Regions from separate parts of the Homo sapiens genome. Here region 1 is linked to region 2. A link is a loop called in an ENCODE intact Hi-C map of the cell type or tissue named here. Cell type or tissue: heart left ventricle. All regions are shown on one strand. Each heading gives the region's core, and the rest is flanking DNA. Links, peaks and the distances in the headings are about the cores only. Region 1 holds the start of LINC02788 (long intergenic non-protein coding RNA 2788). Region 2 holds the start of BARHL2 (BarH like homeobox 2).

Region 1 (9,340 bases), core at 4,638-7,137, 110 kb before region 2:
AAGCTTTTCATCAACACTGCCGGGGCATATTTGAGGCTCCCAACCTTTCAGCCCTGACAAGGACTCGAGCAGTTATAATCCTGTCTTAATTTGGCAACTTTTGTAAAACACATAAAGGGCCCAGGGTCACCTTTGGTCGCCAAGGCCCTGGGTGACCCTATAGCTTCCACCTCCTGCCAGGGCTGCGTAGGCCACTCTTCTCGGTATTCATGCCCCTCTGGCAGTCAGGATCAGAAGATTCACCTTCCCGCCCCCGACACAGCCAGGCATAACCTGTCCACAAGTTAAGGGTTCGAGCCCTTTCTTCTCTCGGTCCCCTCTCCAACAGTCCTTTCTACCCAGCAGCGCTGTGGGGGGAAGGGGACGCCATGGGGAGGGAGGAGCCTACGGACTAAAAGCTGGAAACCTTTATGGGGAAACGGATTTGAGGTGGGACGGATGCCCGACTCCCTCTCCACTACCACTACCGAATGCTGCTCGCCTCGCTGAGGTCGCCTCACCACGCGGTTCCAAGGGCAGGAGGCCCAGTCCTCCTTAGTACTCTGACGTGAGCGGAGCCTGGGCCTGGCGGGAAGAGCTCAGGAGGGGTCCGGTCCCCGCCCACTCCTCTCCCCTCTCTCTCTCTCTCTCTTTCTTTTTTTTTTGTACTGTGGATTGCGTGGGGGTCTTTTCCACCTCCGCGCCGGCTTCTCACCACCATCCCCCGAGCATGGCTAGATATCATCACCATGACAACTGCAATCTATGAGCATACACATAATAGAGATGAAATAGACAAAAGATTAGCATGCCATGAAAAGTACAATAAGTTTCTTATTTAGCATTTAGATAACTGTCTTTCCTTCGGAGCAAGCTTCAAAGTTGAAGCCAGTTTAGACCAAGAGGATTAATTCTTTCTCCCGCATGCTTCATTGAATCTCTCATTACCAAACTTTGTCTGTATTGATGTAAGATTTGATTGAAGATTAGAGCATTTAGCAAATCTTGCTTTTCTGCATGTATCAGGTCCTTTCAAGCACGGATCTCGGTGCCCAGTGGTCAATACCCTTACTTTTATCCAGTGTCTGCTTCATTTAAACTTAATCAACTCCATCAATGAACTGGAACAGGGAAACGTCCCTGTGGTAAGAATGTTGTGCTTTTGTGGGATAATTCTTTGCTCTTTCCCGATCTGTTGGCGTTAAACCTAAAATTGCACTATGACGAACTTTTTTTTAATCAATATGATAATGACAATTGGGTCTGAAAGCTCTGGTGGGACTTGGAGTAGAGCGGGATCTGTCCCCCATTACCAAAATAACTTCTCGTTCTGCGATAGTCGAACTCCTTTTGTGTGGCTTTAATACCTTTTCTTCCCTGACATTGAATATTGCTCAAGCTGGAAAATGATGCATCTTTGTAGGGAAGGCTCGTATGTCACAGCCAGAAAGTGAAGCAGACCGATTGGTTGTGTGAATTATCTGACTTGCTGCAGTGAATTATTTGCACTGTTTCCCTACCTAGTCAACAAGTTCCTGAGGTATAGTAGAGATCAATCAAAACTGACAGCCCGCGTGTGAAGGCTTTACTGTGTAAATCTGGCGCACTCATCCTGGCCATGCCGGCCCTGGCATCTGTATATCATTTTTATACTGCTACCAGTAGAGCAATTTCAAAAGTATTTGCAAGGAAAATGCGTGTCCCCATCTGTTCCTGGAAGCATAAATGTGCCACCTTCAGAGGGTTTTCACTGGTAATCATATCTTTAATGATCAACAGACTAGTGATATATACCTTTCCATAAAATGGGGTTTTCTTCACTTTATTGTGATTGGCTAGAATAAATAGCTTTTCCATATGTTAGGGAGATAAAATACAAGATTAGCAGAGGTCGTTTGTTGGATAGTAAACAAAAGAAACAATTCATTCCAAATAATCTTGAAAAGAAGCAACGACAAAATTAAGTTGCAATCACAGAGTATCTGAGGCCCCAACATCAGAAAACAGACCTCGTTCCTCCTTGGAAAAGGAGCCGTTTAAGAGCAGAAACTCAAGAATCTTCTAGGGGACTCTGGTGACTTATTCTTGGAGTCGGAGAGGGGCAGGATAGGGAAGGAGAGAGAGGCTGGAATAATACTTGTTTGTTCAACTTTGTAGGATTGTATTTCCTTTCTCTTATCTCAGGTGCTATTTGGCCGCCTCCACTGCAGCACCCTGGGTAAATTGGTAGGTGATGTGTTCAGAAAGCAGGAAAATGCCACTCTGCTGAATTTCTCTTCAGGACTTTCAAGGAGATGGGGATTGTTCACATACTTTAAAATAAAGGTTAACTTCCCCTAGCCAGAGATTTCTTTTCCCATAGAAAAAGATGTTGGAGGGTGGGGCAAAGTTCCCAGCTTTACGTGAAATTCCAAAACCTAGGGAAAGGGGCCTCAAGAGATAGCCAAAACTCACTGGAGAAACCCTAGGAAATGTTCTTAGTCATCGAATCCCACCTGTATAGGTAACAGTCTGCAGATACAATCAGGCCCTGACCACTATCCCTCCTCCTCCCACACACCCACTCTCAGTGCCAAGATTCCTTTTTCTCAGATGCAGCCACTTTCAGTTTGCTGAGCCATCTGTTTTTTTTTTTGTTGTTGTTGACAGGGTTTCGCTCTCTCACCCAGGCTGGAGTGCAGTGGCATGATCTCGGCTCACTGCAACCTCCACCTCCCGGGTTCAAGTGATTCTCATGCCTCAGCCTCCCGAACAGCTGGGATTACAGGTGCCTGCCACAACACTGGGCTAATTTTGTATTTTTAATAGAGACCGGGTTTCGCCATGTTGGTCAGGCTGGTCTCAAACTCCTGATCTCAAGTGATCTGCCCACCTCAGCCTCCCAAAGTGCTGGGATTACGGGCGTGCTGAGCCATCTTGGCGAAATTTGGAAGCTTCTCCTTCAAGATTCTGGGCGCAGAGGTTTGGAGGCAGTGACTGCCTGCTTAGGAGACTACAATTCTATTTTGTTTCCAGGGTTAGGACAGAACTTCCCATTCCACAAATATTGTATTGGTTGCAGGTCACCAGAATCTGAATGATGCCCTCAGCCTTTGTGCTCTCCAGAAAATAGGTGTGAGCTATGAGGACCTGCTCCCTATGGTCAGGACTTGAGAAGGAGTTGGGGGAGGTTCTCTTTAAACATTGGGAACAGACTCTGGTTCTGCATTCTTTCCTGTTGTCTCTTGTTATGTATATGTTATGTATTGATGATCTCCCCATCCCCTCATCCCCACTGCTCCCACCCTTATTCCACAGAATTCTTTGCTCTACCCAAATGCCTACTGCTCTTATTATAGCAGGAGTGTGTAGCAGAAGTGTGTTAGTTTCAATGTGGGAAAGGTGGTCTGTAGGCAGGTCCCAAGCAGAAAGTTTCCATTAGCATCTCAGATCAAATTTGTGTTAATTTCCTGGCCCTAGAGAGACTTGGGAAAAACTTTTAGGACAGTAGAAAAACAGCTCACCCAAAGCCCATGGTGAGAAAAAAAATGCATAACTAAGGAAATACTTTTTTTTTCTTAATTTTAGAAACACTATATACATATATATATATATATTCCTTTATATATATATATTCCTTTATATATATATATATATTCCTTTATATATATATATATATATATATATTTTTTTTTTTTTTTTGAGATGGAGTTTCACTCTTGTTGCCCAGGTTGGAGTGCAATGGCACGATCTCAGCTCACTGAAACCTCTGCCTCTCGGGTTCAAGCGATTCTCCTGCCTTAGCCTCCCGAGTAGCTGGGATTACAGGCATGCACCACCACGCTTGGCTTATTTTGTATTTTTAGCAGAGACGGGGTTTCACCATGTTGACCAGGCTGGTCTCGAACTCCTAACCTCAGGTGATCCACCTGCCTCGGCCTCCCAAAGTGCTGGGATTACAGGCGTGAGCCACCACGCCCAGCCTAGAAACAGAATCTTATAGGCTGGGTTGCACATAGGCAGGTATGGACATATAAGTCTAGATTTACAAGTAGGTCACACTGACCTGAAACCACATTTCCTGTAGTATGCAATTAGACTGAAAGAAAGTCACATCTGTGTTTTCCACATTGTGATGTGATGCACTGCAGGTCTTCAGTGAATTCGCTTGCCACAAGGAAATTCTGGCATGTGTTGTATGTGAAATGTGATATGTACTTAATTTAAAAAATTGAGTTTCGTGATTTCTGTGTCTTTAAATTTGATACACGTTTTGTATTGAATTTCTATGTTAATTGTTTTCATAAAGTGAAAAGAAGTAAAAACCTCACCAACTGGTTTTATGTAGAAGAGGTAAATCTGTGACGTTTGCTCCTTCTCTTGTCCAGGAGGATGAGGCTGTCACTACTACAGTTGGGACTGTTTCATACTCCGTGCTCTTGTGCTATGCCAGGGGGTACTGTCTAACCCACAAGTCTCTGCCAGGAATGTTGCTGTCCACACTGGAGTGTAAGACACCTGCGGAGCTCGTCTATGGGGCTCATGTTGGCTGAGGCTCTGAACTACAGAACTGCAAACAACCAAGGGAGCGCCCCAGGCCCCAGGTATTCCTAAACCTTAGATCAGAGCCATTTGCAGCACAGAGTTGTGTGCTGTTTCAAAACCACAGACCCTGTATATACGCCCCTCCATTGCAGAGGTGGATGTCTTGGCAAATGTAGGACGAGGATTGAAAATTAAAAAACAAACACACCGTGTTCAGGGTGAAAATTACATACATTGACAATACTGTCTCTTTTCCTCCACAATCTTACTGCCACCAGGCAGCCTCAGTCAGTCCGTGCTTATTTCACTGAAAATGTACTTAATCTCAGAAAAGCTATCTATATGTAAGAACATATTTTGTTAATCAATTTTATGAAAACAAAACCCCTCTCACCTTAGTTGAATAAAGTGCTAATTTGAAATACTGCCTCATGATTGTAATATGCACACATATGTAATAGTATTTGTTTTTTAGGTGTCCCTTAACAAGACAGGGATGAGCAAACTATATGGTGCGTGCTGGAAAGAAATTCAGTTTTAAATGACCTTAAGGAAATGGCTTGTTTGGTTAAGGAAAATAAACTCAATTGACAGTTAAGGTGAAATGAACTTGTAAAATTTCGTATCAATTACAACTCTTATCGATAAAATGCCACCTGGATCTTTAAAATGCCAAGGTGTTCAAAGTTATCAGAAAATTTAAAATTGGGGGGGGGGGGTTGAAGTATTTTTGTTGTTGTTGTTATTGTTCTCCCTCGCACTAAACAGCATAGAAGTAATAGTTTCCGTCACTTCAGGCTTCTATTGGGGGATTTTCATCTTGTTCCAGAAGGAAGTAGCAGGAAAGCAACTTGTATAGGTAACAGCCTCAGTCTAAAGGGCATTATTTCCAGGCAGAATTTCTATAGTTACCCTTGTCTGGGAACACTGTTAAGGGATATGTTTTAATTTTAGGTCAGAACAACTGGGTTAAGCATTATGTAAGATCTGGAGAAAACACTGATGAGGGAAGGTGGAGGAGAAAGCAAGCAACATTAGTTTACTGCGCGGCCAAAGGACTACTCCAGGCACCAGTGAGGAAGGGTAATTTAGATTTCTAGTGGGCACCCTGCCGGCCCATTTCATAACAATCAGGGGGCCTGGAGTGGGGGGGCTTGCGGGTAGTTGATATCAAATCCCGGTCTCTCTCACTTCCGCTCAATCGGCTTTTGGCCAAAGACGAGTATCTTCTTCCTGGACTGCCTTCTCCCACCCCAACCCAGACACCAAGGGGACGCGACAGCGGTTTTGGGACGCTGGCTGATCATCTGAGAGGAGGCGATCCCGGCCCCGCTGGGCGTTCAGGATCCCGATCTGGATGCCGTCCACCCCGCCCCGCCGGGGGCTGGGGCGAAAGCGGAACAAGTCGGCGGGGCTGGTTGGGCCGCGACCTCCGGGGCACGTGGCCGCAGACAGTGCCCGTGCCGGGGCGGGGAGGCGAGTTCTCCCTGCGGCCGCGGACCCTGGATGGTGGCGTCGCCCGAAGACGCGCCTCACCGGCCTGGGTGGGGTTGCCTTTTGCCCTCGAGGCTGGCCTAAGCGCTGGGGGGCCGCTGGCTAACCCTGAGGTAGATACTCGGGAAATGGGTGGAATAGGGAAAGGGACTCAGCCCTTCCGCCCTTTTCCCCAGTCGAGGCCCGCGTCACTGCCCTGTGGGTGCAGACGCCTCCAGTGTCACTCCCCTGGATTTCGCTTGGGCAGAAGAAGAGATTGTAGGCCGGACCCCAACGCCGAAGCCCTGAGGTGAGAGGGGACGGGGAGTCTCCGCTGCGACTGGCGGCCCCTCCCTCAGGCACCTTCTCCTAACATTTCTGACTAAACGCCCCCAGGGGCGAAAACCGCTCCTCCTCCCCAGTTCCTGCGCTCGGTGGCCTGGGGCTCGGGGTTTGGGGGTTGCTCCTCGTCTGCCTCGAGGCCACTCGCTCGCGCTCGAGGGTCCTCTCCCGGCCAGCCCCGTGGGCTCGCCCCTCTCAGCCTCCTGCTGGACGTTGTCTGAGCTCCTCGCGGGCGCCGCTTGAAAGTGGGCCCAACCCGTGGGGGCGCCGGGCTGGTCTAGGCTCTGCCCTGGGGCTTCTGCGGCCTGGAGCTGAGGAGCCGGGGCCTTCGCGCCTCTCGGCGCCGGCTCCTCGCGTTGCTCGAAAGCCCGTCTGAGTAATAGTCAACTGTTTTTGTCACTTTCTTAAGATGCATCATCCCTGGTCTCTCTTGTTTCATTACGAAAAATCCCAGAGAAACCACCCGGCAGGATCAATCAGACGCAGGCAGCCAGACAGTTTTCTTGTACTTTATTAAAGTGTAATCAAACATCGGTTAAGTGGAAAATAAATATCCAGATCTAATAAGCTGCTCAGTCAGATCGTGTAAATGCAAATTACAAGCTGGTTCCCATCTTCCCGCCAGGGGATTGAACAAGCCACAGCAATTGCTTCATCCACTGCGATTGTAAATCAACTAAAATAATGGCTGGATAATGACCAGTTTGCGGTTTCAAGCAGATTGAATGATAACAAACTGCGTGTGTCGCACCAGCTTTTCATTTAGCATCTCATCATGGAGCGAGCAGCCCGCCTAACAGCTTGGCTCCCTCATTAGGTTGTTGTCTGCAGCTTGTAAATTCACACTGCAGCCAGCAGATTACCTGACAAACTTCTTGATAGGAAAAGCTAGACAATTCAATCCGGCCCATCAATCCCTCCCTGCGAAGGCAGGCACATTGATCTATTGCTGAGCGCTGCGGCGAATTGATAACAATATGATGCCTCCTAATGTGGTGGAGGAAATATGTACGCATGTATACATGCAGAAATATATAGGGAAGCACACTCATGGGTACGCACGCGAACAAGAGCCGTGTGTGCAGGAGAGAGGGGTGCGCCACAGACACGCCGCCCACCGCAGCCCCAGCCTCTCGCGTGGGGCCTCTGCCCGCACACACGCAGCCAGGCACTGTAAGCATCTTCACTTTTTGTTTTTTGCTGATGTTGATTTAGTTGCTAATTGGTGACAGAAATTGTCAAATAGGTGGCAGATAGCGACTGCGGAAACTTCCGTTGAAGGAGGTGAGAAAATCCTTTCAAAGATGAACTGCCGCCTGAAAAGGGATGGCTCACTAAATTTCTCCCAGATATTTATTGCTCGTATTAAAAAGATAAATCAGAAAAGAGGAGCGAAGGCATAAACCAGGTATTACAAATGCCATCTACTCTTTATTTAGAACATAGATCACGGTGTTTGTTTGTGGAATCTGTTTGCTTCTAGGATGTAATTTAACATACTAACACTCAACCTATTTAAACAGAAAGACAGATAAAGGCTTACTGGGGATCTCTGGGGGCGGCTGCACAACCCTGCTTTGACTTCGCCTTTCCTCAGGAGCATAAAATGAACAGTAATTAGGCTTTGATACTCTGGCAAATGAACAGTAATTAGAATCTGCTACCTCAAGTCCTTAACTCCACTCCTCATAGAATATTCACACCATTATTGAACATTTAGATTAGGCAGCTTCTATTCCCACAAACGTGGCTTGCCACAGCCCACAGATGGCCCAGGGAAAGAAGAGAGACGATTCGCCAGAGCCTTTGGACCCACAGAGGGGATTTTCTGGTTATTAGAACCCTACTAGATCAGGGCCAATTATAAAGAAAACTGTCAGTCAAGAGAAAATTGCTACATGATTAGTGAAAAGGACAAAAATCAGGTGAAAAGTGTGAATCATTCAGGCAGCTTTGATTTGCTAATCAGGGGAAGGAAAAGAACAGGAAAGTCCCCAGCTGTATCCCTGGTTTACTCTTTTCATTTTATCATGACCTTCTTAGCAGTTACTGATATAATCTCTGCGAAAAAAGAAACAAGCAACCCTCATAAGCACAGAGACCCAGCTCCCAGTGAGCAGGGGAGGTCATGCAGTGTAAATGAGATGAGGAGACCCCGATAACAATGACGGGAGCATGAATAATCAAGGCTTGGGTCTCTGTAGTTACAAGGGCAGGAGATTCCTAATTATGTTAATAGTTTTTAATAGACTAATTCCCACTGAAAAGCCTTTGTGGAGAGACACTGCCTTCTCTGGAGAGAACCATGTTAAGGAACAGCAGGAATGATGTTTATTTTTTTAACCACATTTCTGGGGGAAGCTTCTGGATGGCTTTCTGGTGGAGTATGACATTGAAGGGTGTGGTGGACCCCTTTGTCAGGGCTGGCTGGGCCTGTAGTTTTCCGTCTAGAGAAAAGACAGGTAGCACCAGAGAAGTATATAATGAAGATCAGAGACTAGAGATTGTGACAGCTCTGGCAGCTGATGTATTGGGTCCATGCTAATTTTAGACAGAGGCATTGATGGATCCCAAAATCTTGACCACACATCCCATTAGCCTCTGTCTATGACAGTGGGAGAAAGATATTAAAAAACAGTACAAGTGCCAAAAAAAAAAGCTGACTGAAAGGTGCGGAGCAGTCAAAAAGCCTCAATAAAATCTGAAATAGCTTCAAAAAATATTTCCCTGATATCTTACTATTAAGTTAACCTTGTGGCAGGAAAGTAGGAAGCTAGCTTTTTATTTTTTTCAGACATTTGAAGCATAGGAAGCAGTTCTAAAAGAATTCATTCCATTTAGCAGATTTACAGATGGAGAGGTATAACTTTAGTAGGGCTTCAGATTTTGTGTCGATTAATTATTCCCTGAAGCCCCTGAAACTACAAAGAGCTGTAACATTTTCATACAATCCCAGGGAAATGCTGCAGAAAGCTTTTGTTTGTAGTTGGTTGTTGGCACAGAGATCCCCATCTCTTGCTGA
Region 2 (9,340 bases), core at 3,660-6,159:
CTCCAGCAATCCATAACTCGCTTTCTTCTTCCCTCTCTCTCTGCACCCCCATCTCTCCCGTTTTCCTCGGAGCTCCTTCCCCCATTTTACCCTTTCTCGCAGATTCCAGGTAATCCGAAATGGCACTGACCCTTCTCATTCTCCGATTACCTCTCTGAAGCATGAACTTGGGATAAAATCACACATCAGAAAATTCGCCGTAATTATTTTGCGGTGCTATCAGCACCGATCAATCACGCGCGCGGCCCAGTGCTGGAATGCCTAGCGCAGCCCGGGACGCGGATCCGCGTCCCGCCTGACTGACAGTTTTGGTAATTAAGTGATTGTATAGACCTCTCCGGCTGTTCTAACAACCTTGTCAGGGCCTGTCTGTGGACAGAACAAGCTGAAATCAATGTGCTTCCTGCTCTCTGAGCAGTTCTGATCGTGTACTCAGACTGATCGGGGAGGAGGAATCTGACAAAAGGAAAACAGCAGCTCTAAACGATCGGATTAGGGGGAGTAGGTAGAAAGTTTACTTCTTTGATGGGGAGGGAAGAGCGAGAGACACGCACCAGATCACAAGAGCTTCGCTGAGCTGGGCAGCTGGCCCTGCGTGGAGCGAGAGGCTCGGTGCTTGTTACCCTCGGCCCCCAGGCAGGACTGGCAGTACTTTCCTCCCGCCCCCAAGGGGGTGCAGAGGCCTTCCGCGTTGTAGCTGATGGGCTCTGTCCGGCCGCGGACAGCAGCGTCCCCATACGCTGCAGCCATAACTCGGCAGTACAATCGTTTTCGCCCGGATTAGAGGCAGAGACTGGTGGCTCAGTGTAAATGTCACGCAGCAGCTTTTAATAAATGAATGTTCAGATTGTTAGATTGCGAAGTACATTGTGAGTTCTGTGCGCCTCCCCCCCGCCTTCCCAATCCGGCTTCGAATTCCCCCATCCCCCTATTTCAGCACACACATCACACCTCGGCGCACGTTACAAATATGTTACATATTCAGAGTGATCTCGCCACGGCGCCTGCGGGAGGGGCACTCTCCGAGCTTAACATCTACCTCGCCGAGGTCTGCGGGGCGCCCGGGCCGACCGCTGGCACCAGGAACAGGAAAAAGACCCTGACGGGACCTGCTCTGCGGAAGCGTCTTTTACAAGCCCACCCTGGAATTTCTGAAAGAAATTCCCTCTGGGAAGAGGGTCCTGAAAGCGCCGAACTAGGAGGCGGGACCTCCAGTTCTCGGCGGAGGGGCTCCAGTTAAGAGTATTTTAATTCTTTCACACCAGCCCTCCCAAATCTTAAAAACCTAACCAATTGAACGCAAACACACACAAAAGGGGGAAGGGAAGCAAAATCAATCCGCCGAGTTCAAAGCGCCGTGTCGCGGGAGGAGGCTGCAGGGTGCTCGGCGCAGGGCCGAGTGCGCAGCGGAGGGCCCCATCGACCGCGCGGAGATTGCGGCTCCCACCCGGCAGACATCCAGTGGGCTGTGTATGTTTGTGTGCGTGGTGGGGGGCGTCACGCCCTAATCCAGCCCGCCGCTTGCCTGTCTCTCCTCCCCTACCAGCCTGCAGCCGCCCATCCTCAGAGAGAAAAATGTGAGTGTGAGCACATTACGCACCATTAGGGACACACTACGGTTTTAATGTGGCCTAATTAGTGCCGCTAACCGAACAAATATTATTATATTGAATAATGATAATATGATGAAAATATTAATGCTTTGGAACTTTGCACGTGGGAGCCGTTCTCTCAGTTCTCCTGGGACACCCCAAGCACGCTCAGACCCACCAGCAGATGCGGTCGGGCGCACCTCCAGGAAGGCGAGCCCACAGCTCAAGACATACGTGTGTCATCGCAGGCACAGAAACAACACCGTGGGCCATGCCACAAGTCCCCCACCCACACATCGCCCACCACGCAAAAGAGCTTCTTCCAATGGCATTCTCTTTTTTTCTGTAAGAGTCGGTAAAAAGCAAACCAGACAGGAGTCCGCTAGGGTCTCTCTTTACTGCGCTTCTACTCGGCACCCCAAGAATGTTGCACTGGGCGCTCCGAGTGTGTTTGGTTTCAACAGAGGCTGCCAGGCAGGTGGAGCTGCGGAAAAAGGACCCACTCAATTAGCATTTAAATTCACAGTCCCTTCTTATTGCCAAATGTTTCTCCCCCGGGAATTTGGTGAAAAGCAGGAATTTAACAATTAGGAAATGCGGAAGGCTCCTCAAAATAGGGATTCGAAATCTTAATTCTCTTACCGATTTTGGAGGGCCAGGGGGGTGGGGAAGCGCGCGTGGGCTGGGTGGGAGGCACGTCTTGGCTGGCGTGCGTCCTCGTCCCCGACGCCCAGCACACCACCTCACTCTTCCCTTCTTGCACCCCCATCCCCTTCTCATGGAGCCTCGGGAGACAGAGCCACAGGAGGCTGGCAGTCCTGTTCTTGCTGCCTGAAGGCAGGTCCAGCTCTTTCCTGGTTGCTGAGCGGCACCAGGGCCAGGGCCTAAGCAGGGTTTTCAGAATGAGGCGTTGGGTGTGTTCCAGGAAATAGGGATGCAGGATCCAGGCCCTAGAGCGCCCCCTCTCGGGCTGAACTGCCTCCTACCCCTGCTGGGGGCCCACAGGTCACATCCCCCCGCTTTGCGGGAGCTCTTTCTAGGAGGAAACGTCGGTGTTAACTGCTGCTGAATGAGTTGTTCTTCGACGCAACTACTTACTCCCCGGGCGGTGTGTCTGGACCAGAAGTCGCTGCTTAGGCACTTGTCCAGTGGCGTATTCTGTAGACCTGGGAGAGACTGAGAAAGCTGACCGAGGCTGCCCCCAACCTCCGCGCCCCAAGGCCTCTCACGGTATCTGGGAACGCGGCCCCGCCTGCACCAAAGGCAGAAAACGGGGCGGGGAGGTTTCAATTTGTTCCAGTGATGGCTGTAACTTAATAAGGCGATTGATTAGCACTCAAAGTGCCGTTTTAATTAGCCGCTTGTTAATTAACATCGCAAATGAATTTCTCTTTCTCTGATTGGCATCTTTGCTCAGCGCTCTGAGGTTTTGGTTTCTCTTCTGCCTTGGCCCCTACATTCCCTCTTACTTAGCCTCAGGAGTTGATAGGCTTCAGAGTTCTGTTTATGTATGACATGGCTGTGTCACACAGGGGCCCTTTAATTTCTCCAGGAGCCGGCCTTCAAAGGACAATGGTTCAACTTAGGAGGGGTGAAACAAAATCCTTCCCCATGTCCCCCTCGGCTCTTCCTTCAATTGCCTTCACCTTGTCACCTTCCCAATCTCCACACCTGAATTGGAGGAGCCCTCTTTCTGGGCCTGCTAAGGTCACCAAGCCGTCCATGATTTGAAAATCTAGAAAGAAGAAAGGAAGCAAGAGTGCAGGTGGGGAAAAGAGGATACAGTCCTTGAGGGGACTGGATCACCTCTTGGGATCAAATCTAAGACTGTGTAACCGGCTGTATATGCTGCTGCCCAGGCCTGTAAACATGTGCAGTTAGTTCCTTTTCCCTCCAAAGTGTCAAAGAGTATTTTGTCTCTTCCGGCTGGACCCAGAAGAGACCCCCTAGAGCCAACATATGTCTACAGATTGCAGCCCAGCCCTACAGTCAGGAGATTAAAATTTTGGACAATTCATGGACATTTTTGCACCATTATTACCCTCAGCTACCATAGAAATCCCTCTACATCCCACTGCTTGAGATGCAGTCATGACTGAACACACTTCATTTCCTTTAGAAAGCTTTACTGTTCCCCCAACTTGTCCCAGTGTAAGACTCCCCACTCTCTTTCTCACTCCCACTGTAGCAGGTTCTAATTTGTATCATTGTATTTATGACAGTTTTCCAGCACAAGTTCTTGTCAAACCTGAGGTGAGTTGGTGTCCCAGTCTCAAGCACCTGGCATAGAATGAACATTCAATAATGTTTATCGATTGAGTGAATGAACAAAATGAATGAGGGAAGGAAGAAGTGAAAACAAATATAGCTACTGGGTGTTGCTTATGCTAGAGATCATTGCCACTTTTGTGTATAGTATTTAGCAAATGCTGCTTTACATTTTGTAAAGAGCTTTTACATAGAATGTCTTATTTGGTCATTACACTCACCCCGTTCTAATCAAGAACTAGTCTCCTCTTTAGTGGAGGAGGAATTTGGTAATTAAAAGGTTAAGTGCCTTGCCCACGAACACATAAAGTGGTAAAATGAGATGAAAACTTTCTTCTCCAGCGTTCTGTCCTCTACATTTCTGCTTACCTTCCTGTGGTTTGCCTCTGTACAACACACATCTAACTCCCAAGGAGAGTCAACTTCACTAGGTTCCTTCCAAACTGCTCATCTTTAAAATTTGGTGAAGCTTATAGCTCTTGCAAATTGTATTATGATATCAGAACTATCTCTCAAAACTTTCATTCCCCTAGAACAATTAGTAATTACACAGGTTATCATTTTAACTTCTTCCTGTTAACATACTTTTCAGTTACCTTATTTTTTTCTTTCATTTTATCTTTCTCCATCTGCTCCCAACTCCACTCTCCCAGTTTCAGTCTATTTAAGGGACTCAGTTATGTTCTTTTCATATCTTTCTCTCTCTGTTTTCTTTTTGGTCAGAACTGCCAGGATATTTCTCTTTAATGTATTATTTTTTCTAAGCAAATATGTATCAAATTCTTAAATAGTTGAAAAGATATTGATAAATTGAAAAAACAAAAAAGAAAGGAAACTTCCGACGTTTCTGTAGCTTTGAAATGGCGAGAGGTCAGACAATCGTCAGGGAGCCAGCCTTAGAAGGTGGAGAGCTCATTTGTTTATCTTGCATCTTTTATAGAAAGAAACAATAGCAGCTCCCTCCGTTCGGAGCTCTTGGCGCCGCCCAGTGGAGGGAAGCGTCTTTGCACCTCATTCCCCTTACTTGGCATTGTCATCATGTGGACCCTTAGAAACGTTCAAAATTAAATATGATAGGAAGAAACACCAGCTCCACGTTCATCGTAATGTGTGAGTGGATTTCTTCAAAGTTAAGTTTCATTTTTAAAAAACTGAATGCTCTAGTTTAAACACAATCTCAAATACTAAATCTAGATGGTGAAAGTGGATCGTAGAGAGTTTATCTAGGAACAAAATTTGTTAAATATTGAAGTGTTTGAATCATTCTCTGAGATGGGAAAGGAGCATCTTTGATGCTGATCGGCAGTGATGTGTTCTTCAGAGCCGGGAAGGAAAAGTTTGTTCTCTGTTACCCACAGTTGGCAATAACTGCTTTCTAGGCCAAAATTCCAAAATCTTCCAAAAATTACACAAGTTTCTTTTTTTCTCTTCCCCTTCTCCTTCTTCTAAGGAAATGAGGGCCTGAAAGTGAATGAGTTTAATATTTAAACTCATGTCAGTTTAGAGACTCTATTTATTTGTATTTTAAATCCAGTGGGAAAATCTAAGATTAAATCCAGTTAAAGCATTTTCTTTCGTTTAGAAATATGATATATCTGCACCCTATTGTGTTTCTGAATTGTGATTTTTAAAAATGAAAAGTGAATTATGTTTGCCAGAAAATGCATGACTTCTTGGATGTATACATTATATACTTTCAGAAAAAAAATGCGAGAGAGGAATGTGTCTGGAGAAAAAAGAACTGAGAAAAGTTAAACAAAACTCCAGCTCTGAAAAAAAATTTTTCATTAAGTTTGCAATTTGGTCTTCAAGTCCATTTTGTGAATCTTCAGGCCACTACTAACATAGCAGCCTTGATAAAAGTCAAGGTCGTGTTTTCCCCTTACCGTTATTGCTCCTGGAAGCTGATCTAACACCCACCCAGAGAACTCTTCTATGATATTAACCTTTTCTTAAGAAAATATGATCTGAGACATTCACAAAGTGGGGCCTACTGGGTTCCCTTTTGCTTTGCTTTAGAGTTGTCACAAAACACGCTCTCCCCTGCCCCCAACACTTCCACGTTTCTCTCTCCTTTTCTTTATAGATTTCATTTTTTTTGTAGGGTCATATCTCCATCGTCTCCCCTGCCAATGCTGTGAATTATTCCAAGCAAAAAGACCCTGTCGAACCGCCCAACACAAGCTGTGCGATCAGCCTTTTGAGCTCTTGAGTCATTTTAGGCGTCGGAACAAAACAAAAACAGGCTTAAATGAATTATTTATCAAGGTCGAGAATAATTGATTTGTGCAGTGCCGTCAGTTCTGGATTTTAAATTTGTTTTCTCCCCCTCCCTACTTCCCACCCTGAATATGCAGCGAGGGGAGTTCGAGTTGGAACCTCCCAGGGCTAGGAGAAAACGCACCATATTCGGGAAGTTGGTGGATGATGATGTTGGAATGGGAAGAACCCTAATCGATATTTGAAGAGGGTAGAGTAGGTAGGGTCAGCCTGCAGTCTCGGGCAGCCCTAGAGCCCTTCCTGTCCTCCCCACAGCGGTCAACTGTGACAGAGGCGCAGGATATTTAGGCTGCGAAGCTGTGCAGCGTCGGGCCCTGCGGCCTCGGATAAGCCACCTCCACAAGTCTACCGTCTGTGTTTCGGTAACCGCGGCCGAAGGCCGAGGCCGAGGCCGAGGCCGAGCCCGCGAGCTCTCCGGAGGGTCTCCCGGGCCAGCACTCAGTTCCCGCGCCAAAGGCATTTGATCCAACCCCGCTCCAGCCTACAGTGGCCCGACCCCACCCGGCGGGGCCCAGTCACCCGTTCCCGAGGGCCTCCCCGCACCCCTCTGGCCACTGTCGGCCCCTGCCGGGATGGAGCACGTCCGGAGTCCCCGCCTCGGCTCACCAACCCCGTCTTCTCCGCCAAACTCCCTTCGCCTTCCGAGAAGAGCGAGAGCTGCCCGGATTGTGCATCTCCTTGCCTCCGTCCCTTCAATCCCCGCTGTTCTCTCGGAACAGCCCTAGGAAAAATGCCACTGAGACGATGAGAAACAGCTCAACCCACCCTCCAAGTAGTGCTGTTTTTTTTTTTTTTTTTTTTTTTTTTTCTGGGTCAAACACACCGATTTCCCTAGGAAAACGCAGGCAGGATGAGTCGCCCAGCTACCCGCTTCCGGACCCAGGGCTCACACAGAAGCAGTTCCGACCGAAAGGCAAGAGCTTGTCCCAGGAGGTCATTTGCCTCCCTGACACCCCTCCCTTCGTCCTCAACAGATAAAAGCTGTGGCCCAGAAAGTGACCTCCAGAACTGCAACTAAACTCCAGATTTCGGCCCAGCCTTTGGAGACATTAAAGGCCACTCGAACATCATTCCAGACCTAGCCACGGAAGCGATGCCCGCCTCGCAGATTCATAGGGTTCTTAAAATGGTAATTTGGAGTAAAATGTAACTCAAAGAACTTTGAATCATTCATTAGCACCTTATAATTACTCTGCTAATTAGGTTGACACGGCACTTAATCAGGAGTAATACGCCGTCTTGTCACTGGCACTTCCCATTACTCTGACATTCAACATGAGACAGGTTGGAGACGTCCTAGAGAAAATAATGCAAGTTGATACACTCCAACGAGGCGTTACAGTCATGCTCCGGGTCCCAAGTGGATCCGCAGTGACTGTTTCCTTTCCAAATGAGCGCTCGCCGAAAGGGGCCGGGGGACAGAGGTGGACGGACTGCCGCGGGGCGCGGCAGGGGCGCGGGCTGCAGACCAGCCGCTATGGGTCCTGAGCCCCGCGCCCGCCCGACACCGCAGTGAACCGTGGCTGCCCTCGCCACCAGAGAACGCCTCGGGCATTAGCTCCCCCGTTCGGGAGAAAGCGTCTGGCCAGGCATTTTTTCCAGCTGGAGACCAGGCTGGTTCCCCAGCTTGGAGCCTCAGGCCTCGTCCTCCCCGAGAGCGCCTGGTGGACGCGGACCCGGCTGTGTCCCTCTCAGGGATCCGCCTCCCGCCGGGCTGAGCCCGAGCGCCTGGGTTCGTCGGGCGAGAAATCAGAGCCCAGAGCCGACCCGCCCGCTTATGCAAGGCTCCGGCGCCTGAAGTGACACACTTTTCTGTGGATTCCTTCAGGGATCTCCTTCCTCCGCTCTTAATGTCTTCGGACTATTCCCGCGCGCGTTTGGGGAGGCTGCGAGGGCCGCCGCGCTGGAGCCTAAAGGTAAGTCCCTTCCCGTCCTCTTCTCTCTCTCTTCTGACTTAAGAAAACGGGCGAATCCTTGCTACTTTTTTTTTTCTTTCTCCCCTTTGGTTCCCTTTCTCTGGTCTCCCTCTGATCTCTTCCTCCCTCTCCCTTTGCCTCGCACTCGTGATTGTGGACACCGGGACCACTGGACTCGGAGTTCGGCTCAGGGCTGCGGGCTCAGGGATGTGCGGGTTCTCAAAAGAGCAGCGGAGTCCGAGCCGAGTCCGCTGACGGGCTCACGAGCGCTGCGCCTATTGGCTCCCTGGCACGTCGGCGTCCCTCGCTCGCGCGGGCGCGGCCAATAGGGGCGCGGGGCCGGACGCGCGGCCTCGGTGGCGGGGGCGCGGGCCCGGCGCGGCGCGGCGCGGGGAGCGGCGGTAGTGGCCGTGACGTCACGGGAGGGGGTCGGCGCCGCCCGCCAGCAGCCGGATTACAAGCGAACGCGCCCGGCAGCGGCCGGAGTCGCCCGGCATCGCGTCTCCGCCGCTTCCTCCTTCTGTGCCTGCTCCTTCTCGTCGTCCTCCTCTTCCTCCTCCTCCTCGGGTTGCCGCAACCGCTGCGGCCGTGTCTGCCCCGCAACTTTCCAAGAAAGTTCAGAAACTCGGCTACGGGGCTGCCGAGTGGCGCGCGGCTGCCACCTCGGGAGCCGCGGGGGAGTTCCGAGGGCGCGCGGCCGCCCGGGCTTCGCGGTCGCTGCACCTGCCGCGTCCGCCGCCGCCACCGCTGCCGCCCGGTGCCAGGCTGTGGGCAGACCCCGGCAGCGGCGGCGGCGGCGGCTTTGGCGTAGCTTCCCGCCGCCTGCGCCTTCGCCTTCGCCTGCGCCTTCGCCTTCGCCTTCGCCTTCGCCTGGGTCCTCCGCGCCGCCACCGCCGCGCCACGTGCGCAGTCGTTCCTGGAGCGCAAGTTCCGAGTTTTCTCAGAAATTTTTTTAACTCCCCCCGCCCCCCGCATCTTTTTTCTTTCCACCCCTACTTTTTGCATAAAAGAAAAAAAGTTGTGTCGAAAGTATCCACAGATTGCCACTTCCCAATTACCCTTCCTTCTCTCCCCGCCCCACTTTTTTTTTTTTAAGCGGCGGCAACATTGTTTGGTGTTTATTTTGTTTTACGATCGATAGCTTTCTTCGCTGGTTCGGGGCGGCTGCTGAACGGCGGAGTGGCGTGGACCTCATGTAGCAATGACAATGGAAGGGGCCAGCGGGTCGAGTTTTGGAATAGACACGATTTTGTCCAGTGCCAGTTCAGGCAGCCCAGGCATGAT

What was found. A loop is a pair of places that touch in the nucleus more often than their neighbours do. Peaks named below come from ENCODE experiments on the same cell type or tissue, not always from the same donor. Only the 100,000 strongest peaks of a DNase experiment are listed, where the experiment ranks them.
Region 1: it touches region 2 in a loop (2.1-fold over the local background); 19 of 110 quality-filtered maps call a loop at or near these places.

The regions. Positions count from the first base shown.
Region 1 is chr1:90,832,772-90,842,111 of GRCh38, reverse strand. The region is part of intron 1 of LINC02609 (long intergenic non-protein coding RNA 2609); the gene reads left to right. It overlaps LINC02788 (long intergenic non-protein coding RNA 2788), which reads right to left and starts at 6,449. Exons shown (of 4, transcript NR_186594.1): 1 at 6,193-6,449. RefSeq lists enhancers at 454-2,107, 2,921-3,445, 6,713-7,352. In heart left ventricle, for the core only: no CTCF peak of the experiment used is centred there; a DNase peak (open chromatin) is centred at 5,901; H3K4me3 peaks cover 1,505 bases; H3K27me3 peaks cover 2,230 bases.
Region 2 is chr1:90,717,113-90,726,452 of GRCh38, reverse strand. It overlaps BARHL2 (BarH like homeobox 2), which reads left to right and starts at 9,151. Exons shown (of 3, transcript NM_020063.2): 1 at 9,151-9,340. The coding sequence starts at 9,258. RefSeq lists enhancers at 528-1,083, 1,084-1,639. In heart left ventricle, for the core only: a CTCF peak has its summit at 4,849; a DNase peak (open chromatin) is centred at 4,842; H3K27me3 peaks cover 2,500 bases.